2 separate regions of the Mus musculus genome follow, and region 2 is linked to region 1. Evidence: chromatin contacts called from ENCODE Hi-C or POLR2A ChIA-PET data. All regions are on one chromosome and are shown on one strand. The core of a region is the stretch at or near the end of the contact, and the rest is flanking DNA. Distances in the headings are between cores, read along the strand shown.

Region 1 (3,674 bases), core at 355-2,854:
AACTATGATCTTTTTATTCCTTTGAGGAGGTGAGAGCTGTTTCTTTGGATGATACAGTGTACCCTTGATTCCCACTTCCACTTGTATTTGTGTCAAGTACAGGAATCTTTTACCTCAAAATAGGAAGTGAAATAACTACAAGGTTATTGCAGTTGTCCTGACTGGAATGGAGGCTAAAGAGTCTCCTGAGCTCCTCTTTCTGACTTTTAAACTGCCGACATAACAGACCCCGAGAAACTGTAATCTCCCCCAGGAACATCATCTGAGGCCACGTGGGAACCCGTGTAAGAAAGCTGTGACTGTCCCGTGAGCTGTGGTTGGGGCAGAGTGCAGAATGTTCTTCCACAAGTGGCCTTCTAGAAATAATTGCAAACCCCATAAAAAGTGGATGCTCTCAAAAGGGGCGACATGAAGGGTATGGCTTGGGATGTCCACGTTCTCTCTGTGGGAAGGGTGGGGTCCTGGGAGGAATATTCTTGGCTTTTTCCCACAGGTGCAAGGATGATAAGACATAATACCAAGTGTTTTTTCACTTGCTGTTCTTGTATTTGCTTAAGCTCTCTGTAAACATCATCTCATGTTTTGCTTGCTTTAATAATAAAAGAGTGAGAAGTTCTTTATTTGCTCTATTCTTGAGTTCAAACGCTTAGAGTCCCCAGGTTATCCCACAAAGATCTTTGGCTTTCAATCCAGGGAGACTTTGTTAGCCTTGCTGGTCGCTGTCCGCTGCTGGGTTCGGATCTAAAAAGCCAGTAAATGTCAGAAGCCTGGAGCCACTGTGCCACCTTCAGAGGAGCAGAGATTTCACACCGTCTGACAAACGCCACATCATAGGAGAAACTGGAGCCTAGACAACGATGGTGGACCAGAACATATATTGAGCATGACTACTTAGTTATGTATACCACTTGCCTTCCACTTAAACCCAAACCTCATGGCAGGACCCCAAAATTAGACTTGGATCGGCAGAGGTATGGGTGAGAGAGATTAGATCGCTGTCTTTCCCCAATGTAGTCACATTGAATAAACCTCTTTTTCTCCTTTCCATTGGTAATTGTATCGTGAATTAGGCTATGGGAGGTGAGCGGCTGAACCTGGCTTGTTAGAGGCAGGGGTGGATGCTGGTAGGCGTGTGGGGTGTCCTGGTGGAGAAGACAATACCCAGCCTCTTGACCTAATAACTAGTAATTTCTTTATGCTCCCAGTGCTCAAACTCCATTTTTGATAGACAGTGCTAGTTTTTTGTTTTGTCTCTGTACTCTTCCCTCTCCTCCCTTCCTCTTTGAGGGGGATGGTGGTGTGTTACTTTCTGAGGAGCATCAGGATGGTTGATTATTCTTAATACTGAACCAGGAGCGGTGGGAGGACAGGGAGGCAATTCTTAGGACAGCCTCTAAGTCAGCACTAGTCGGGGCTCGGCAGATTCTCCCCTTATTAACTGCCTAGCCAGTCGGATCAAGCTCAGCCTAAAAAGTGCCAGGGTGAAGAAGAGCTCTCCAAGCCGCCAGGTCCTGCGCCGCCAGGTCCAGCACCTTGGCTGGCTGTGGCTGCGTCTCCGAGAGCCAGTGGCTCGCGCGTCCCCTTTAAGAGCCGTCTAGTACCCGTGACGTCAGGGCAGGAAGTGTTTGAGGAAGTGGCGCTGGGCTGGCTGCGTGGGGACCCCGAGTTTTCATGTCCTCAGCGGGTGTCGCTGGCGGCCCCGCGGCCCCCGGGGCAGGTGAGTCCCACGCGAGGGCGGCTCGCGGCGCGTGGACCGGCTCACCCGGGTGTGCGCTCCGCCTCTCCCCGGGGTCCGTGGCTGCGCCGCGCCCGATGCTGAGCGGACCCACCGGTGGGCCCGGCCGCCGCAACTTTTATTTGTTAACTACACCGGTGTCCTAGCCTCCCCTTGCAGGGCAGCAGCCACTGCTGCTCCCAGTTGCTTCTTGAGCTCCAGTGTTCTTCTTACTCTCAACTTGTCCTCTCTCCCTGCTTGCTTCTAGAGTTAGCAGGGCATCGATATGAGCTGGTCACCGTCCCTCCCAACCCAGACATGTGGAGCCTGGGAAATGAAAGAACGCCTGGGGACCGGGGGATTTGGAAACGTCATCCGGTGGCACAATCAGGTAGGGCTCTGGCACCAGGAAGGTGGGTGAGCTTTCTTGGCGCCTCTTCTGACCTGGCCCGGTGTGAATGGGTGGATCCCTGCCTAACCTTGGCGTTGTCCAATGGGAGCGTAAGAAAAAGGACTGCAAAGGGGATCTGTGAGCTGCTAAACTGACTCTTTTTAAAAAACCTTAATAACCATGCCACTTAGAAGGACACATGAGGGAGTAAGCTGTCATTCCAAGTATTTTGAAATTATATTTCTACTAATATTTAGACTAGCACGTAATACATTACATTGTGATAAATGTTGTAGAATACAGGCAGTGTTAAAAAGATGAGAGCAATAAAAAACATTTTAAATAACTTTATTTAAAATATTTTAGGTAGTTGATAACCCCAAGGTTTTTCTCTTCTCTTTCTTTCTCTCTTTCTTTCTTTCTTTCTTTCTTTCTTTCTTTCTTTCTTTTCCATGTGCCGCCATATAATGCTGAGTGATGTGGACTGATTTCATTTTTGGATCTAATTTTTATTCCTATTATTTTAGTCCTTATGTGTCTGATGTGCGTTGCTCATGTTAAAAGTTTGTGTTCTTCCAAAAAAAATTTGGGGGAGGGGGCTGGCAGTAAGTACGCTGAGATTCTTGGCAGGACTCTCTCTAGCTCGGCTGTTTACTGTGGGAGACTTATTTTATCCGATTTGGGTAATGAGTTCATCACAGTGCCTCAGGAGCACACAGTACTTGTGATGTTTCCGCTAAAGAGTACTTACTAACCTCAGGATACTTGAGTATCAGACGTGATGTGTGACTATCAAACTTGGGGGTCATGGCCTGTGCCCTAAGCTGAGTCCTCAATAAGCCAATTAAAATAGGCAAATTAATAGTGGAAAGCAAGGGATTCATTCACTGAGGTCACATTAGGAAGAAGGACAGACAGATCCCCCCCCACCAAGTCCATCTCCATGATCCTAAAATTAGGTTAAGGTCTAAATAGAACGCCAAGGATACTCACATCTAAGCAGTACTGTGGTCCAGCCTACCACTGGCCTGGTTTTGTCATCCTGTGAGATTTTTCTGAGAATGTGTTAGAAATCTGTAACCCAGAAGACAATTTCCCCCTCTGGCTGGGAGCTTTTTCTCTCCCAACATGAAATTTCTGGGGAATTTCCCATCTCTCTGGCATCCAATGTTTAAAAGTATCTCTTTAGAATATCTTCATTTCTGCCAGACCAGTTACTCAACCTCCTGATAGACCCCGCGGGGAGTGCTGTCTGGAGGCCTATTTTTCTATTTTAGGATTCCAGTGTTGGTCAACAGTTGGAAAACATACCAAAACGAGAGGCCACCCTTCTAGGGAATCCTTCCTAAAGAGCTAAAATCAAGGTCTTGACTCAGATTGAGTGGTCCAGGTGAGAGACCAGCCAGGTTGATCGTGGTGATGACAGGGAGAAATAGGCAGACTGAAGAGATATTTAGGGGTTAGTGTGAACAGGACTTGGGTGGATAGAGAGGGCAGGGGCTGGAGTTGGGGAGGAGTACTGGCTGAAGAACCCGCCTGCTTAAACCTGGACATCCTCTGCTGTCTTCA
Region 2 (3,674 bases), core at 479-2,978, 150 kb before region 1:
CATAATCTACAGATAAACTAGAAATAAGAAAGGCCTAGAATCATTTGGATCAAATGCAGATACATGTAAAATCGTACAATACAGAAAACAAGTAACTGCCTATGATCTGATAAAAATGTAAATTTGAGATTGCTATCTCAGAATGTACATTAGTCAATAAAACAAAAACAAATATACTACTACCTCTGAACTTGTTCCTCCAAAACTAAGTGTAACTTTGAACTTCTCATGTTTTGGAGCACGTGTACAATATAAACACAGCAAAAAAGGGGCGGGGGCACCCCTTCAGCAACTATTCCCAACAGTGTGCAGGCAAACGGGAGACTAATACATGAGGAATGAAATAGTACTAGTAAGAAAAAAAGCATTAGCACCCGGGGCCAAAATGTATTTCAAAATTAGCTAACTAAAAGAAGTACCCCCCTCCCCAGGAGGGGTGCTTCATATTAGTGGAGGTTTTACGAGGACAAACATCAGAATTATTACCCAAGGGATGTTTCTGATATAGACACTAACTTTAAAGTAACCAGGACTAAGACCTAAGAAGGTGGGAACACCCTATGTGGCTGAGTTTTCAGGTGAAAAAGAATGAATGACAGTCACACATTGTCTTTCCGGCCGGAAGTTTCCCCAATCTGCGAGTCTGCACAAACCAACGCTCTGAAGATCTGAACCCTAACTCTCAGAAAGTACACTCGCGAGCTAGAAAGAAAGACCAGCCGGGCTCGCAAAGCCCTTCCCGCTCTCTCTCCCAACCCAAAACACATCTGCGCGCGCCCTCGATTTAAAGCCCAAGGAACTTTAAAAAAAACTTGAAGCGGCAGAGCCCCGCAGTTTGCCAGCGGACCGCTTCGCCGGTCCCATTCTATGGAAACACAGCCCGGAGAGTAAGTTAACAATGAAATCACGTGGAGTTAGGAGCATAGTAAGCTCTAGCCCCAGCTCCTCCGAGCTCTTCGCTCCAAGGGGTCGGCTCAGAAGAGCAGCAAGGGGGACACCGGCTGTGACGGAGCCTGACAGGTAGGGCAGGTCCGGCCCAAAGTCGCGGAGCTCTTGACAGGCAAGCCCGCCGCCACCCGTCCCGGCTAGGGGCTGACAGTCCGACAGACACAACACCACACGTGCTGCCTGCTCCAGACCACTGCACCCACCAGGCTGTCACCCTGCACCGCTCAACCCCGCTCGGATCTCCGCGCACTCCGCACAGCCCGGAGTGCGCGCCCGCCCGGCGCCGGGAGCGGCGGGAGCGGCGGGCGGGCGGGCGGACGGACGGCGGGCGCGCCCCCGAGGGAGAGCGGGCGAGCCCGCACAGCAGCCCCAGGCTCCGCGGCCTGGCTGCTCGGCGCCAGGGAGCCCCGGCTCCCGGAGTGGGCCGCCGGCGGAGCTAGGGCGGCGGCGGCGGCGGGCCCGTCGGCGCGAGCCCGGAGGGCGGGCGCGGGCCGGGCCGCGGAGTCGGACGCGAGGGGGCGGCCGCGGCGCCCAGCCCGAGGCCTGGCGCAGAGCAGCGGGGAGGCGGCGCAGGCCGCGGCGGGGCCTGCAAGCGGCCCGCCGTCCCCGCGAGGCGCCGAAGCAGACTCCGGGGCGGCCTAGCCTCGGGCTCGGCAGCTGGGAGCGACCGGGGGCGGCCCCTCGGCTCCTTACCTGGGGGGAAGACAGCCGGGATCCCGGGGGCCCGGGCCGGACCGCGGAGATGCCCCAAACTGACACGGCCGCCATCTTGGAGACAGTGAGCTCCGACTGGGGGGAGGGGAGGCCAAGCGGCGGAACAGCCGCGGGGGGAGGGGAGCGTCGCGAGGGAACGGCTGCCTGGGGAGGGAGCGGGAACAGCCTGCGCGGGCGGGCGGGAGGGAGGGAGCGGAGGAGCGCGGGAGGGGGGCGGCCGGTAGCTGGAAGAGCCGGCTCGTCGCCGGGAAGGGCCGGAGGGCGGGGCCACGGGGGGCGGGGTGGAGGGAGCCGCTGGGCGGGTCACGTGGGGCGGGTACAAAAGGCCGAAGCCCGGGTGGAAGCGGGAGTTGGCCGGGCTGGAGGCCAACAGCTGGGGGCGTCCCCTCCTCCTTTCTCACGCGCAGCGATCGGGCAGAATGGCGAGGCCACAGGCGGAAGGTGCACCCGGATTATACAGCCCGGGAAACTTGGAGCGGGCGGGCGGGCGGGCGGGCGGGCGGGCGGGCGCTTGGGTGGGGCGGCTTCGGCGCGACGCCGAAACCTCGGAGCTAGGAAGCTCGGAGCTCCCGGCGCGCGGCGTCCGCCCGGGTTCCCAGGCCCTTGTTAGCGCCCGGGGGCGTGCACCCGCGGCTGCCTTGCAGGGTCGGGGACACACACACACACACACACACACAGTGGCTTCGGGAGCTCCGTGGCTGGGCGGGGGAACGCGGGTGGCAGGAGTTCCTTCTTTTGCCTTCGCCTTTCTGCTCACTCTGCACTCCAGCTGCTCATCCCCCCGTGGTTCAAAGAATAGTCTGGCTAGAAAGGGGAGAGGGCACGAAGTTGGACACTCCTTGTCAGCCAACAAGATGCCCACCTAGGGCACTTGACTGACCCCCCTGCCCGCAAGTCACTAAACCTTGGAAACATGTTTATAAGAAACACCACCCACCGAGCTCGGTTTCTAGGACTTGGACAAGGTCACACAGCTATTATGGCACGGTTGCTTGTGGAACCTGGGTCTTTCTCTTCTTTTCCTACCCTGTGCAGTTTGATGGCTGAACCGCAGAGACTCTTGGCTAGGGCAAGCCTCTCCGCTACTGGCTACCTGTTTCTTTGTCTTTGGTCCACTAGAAACTCTTGAGATTGAGTCCCACACACACATACCCCTTCCCTGGAAAGACGTTAAAGCTCAACAGCTTGAGACTTGTATTGCTGCTACCCTTGCACTTGGTTTATGTCCCCTTCCTAGACTGTTAACCCCCCGCCACCTCATTTTATCATAGCTTTACCAAAAAGGAAAAAAACACCTGCTAGTCGCTGCCATAACTTTGATATTACTTTGTTGGTTTTGTGCTTTATTCACTTTACAGTTCAGGTGTAGTCGTAATGCTTTTAGTATATTCCCAGGTTAATGTTCTTCGACAGTGCCATTTGGCATCCCAGCATCTAACCAACATGATGCCAAGGGCTCAAAACAGCGCTTATAGTGAATAAGCATTTGTAAGCGTCTGAGAAATAAGTTTACACCTCACCTCATGTCCTGTCTCCAAACCTCATTCCCTGCTTTCAGATCTGAGTAGCCCTCCTCCACCCTAATTCTTGCCCAGACGACTATGCACACTAGACTGTTGAAACTATTCCATATTAATACTAGCCTGGGAAACTCACGCAAAGGGCCTGCAGTGCCCTATACTGATGTTGATAACAAGCAGTTGTGGAGAGGTTTATTGGATCACCCAAAACCACTTCTCTACAAACCCCAAATTGTATTCCATTACTAGTGGAAGAGAAATTTGAAGACAGGAGGATGACCAAGATCAAGACTCAGTGGACTCCCCATCTCAAGGGAATATGGTAGACAATGTTACGGCAAAGACACATAGTATCATCCACAGGCCTCCAAGAATGGACACACGCATGCACGCACGCACCTGTTTGCTTGTTTGTTTGTTTGTTTTAGATATACATTACTAAAGGGCATACTCAGAGATCTTTATAAGTTTTGCAGCAAAAAAAATCAGTTT

What was found. A loop is a pair of places that touch in the nucleus more often than their neighbours do. ChIA-PET counts read pairs that join two places held with the same protein, here RNA polymerase II (POLR2A).
Region 2: a loop to region 1 is called in a map of regulatory T cell, with 2.6 times the contacts of the local background. The contact joins the promoter of Kat6a here to the promoter of Ikbkb in region 1. A Hi-C loop is called at or near these places in 1 of 37 maps with a recorded cell type or tissue (regulatory T cell). POLR2A ChIA-PET finds 5 or more read pairs at or near these places in 1 of 5 experiments (Patski).

The regions. Positions count from the first base shown.
Region 1 is chr8:22,704,513-22,708,186 of GRCm38, reverse strand. It overlaps Ikbkb (inhibitor of kappaB kinase beta), which reads left to right and starts at 1,604. Exons shown (of 22, transcript NM_001159774.1): 1 at 1,604-1,717; 2 at 1,983-2,105. The coding sequence starts at 2,001.
Region 2 is chr8:22,857,600-22,861,273 of GRCm38, reverse strand. Kat6a (K(lysine) acetyltransferase 6A) reads right to left here and starts at 1,728. Exons shown (of 18, transcript NM_001081149.2): 1 at 1,642-1,728. It overlaps Gm46036 (a long non-coding RNA gene), which reads left to right and starts at 835. Exons shown (of 3, transcript XR_001778526.2): 1 at 835-1,020.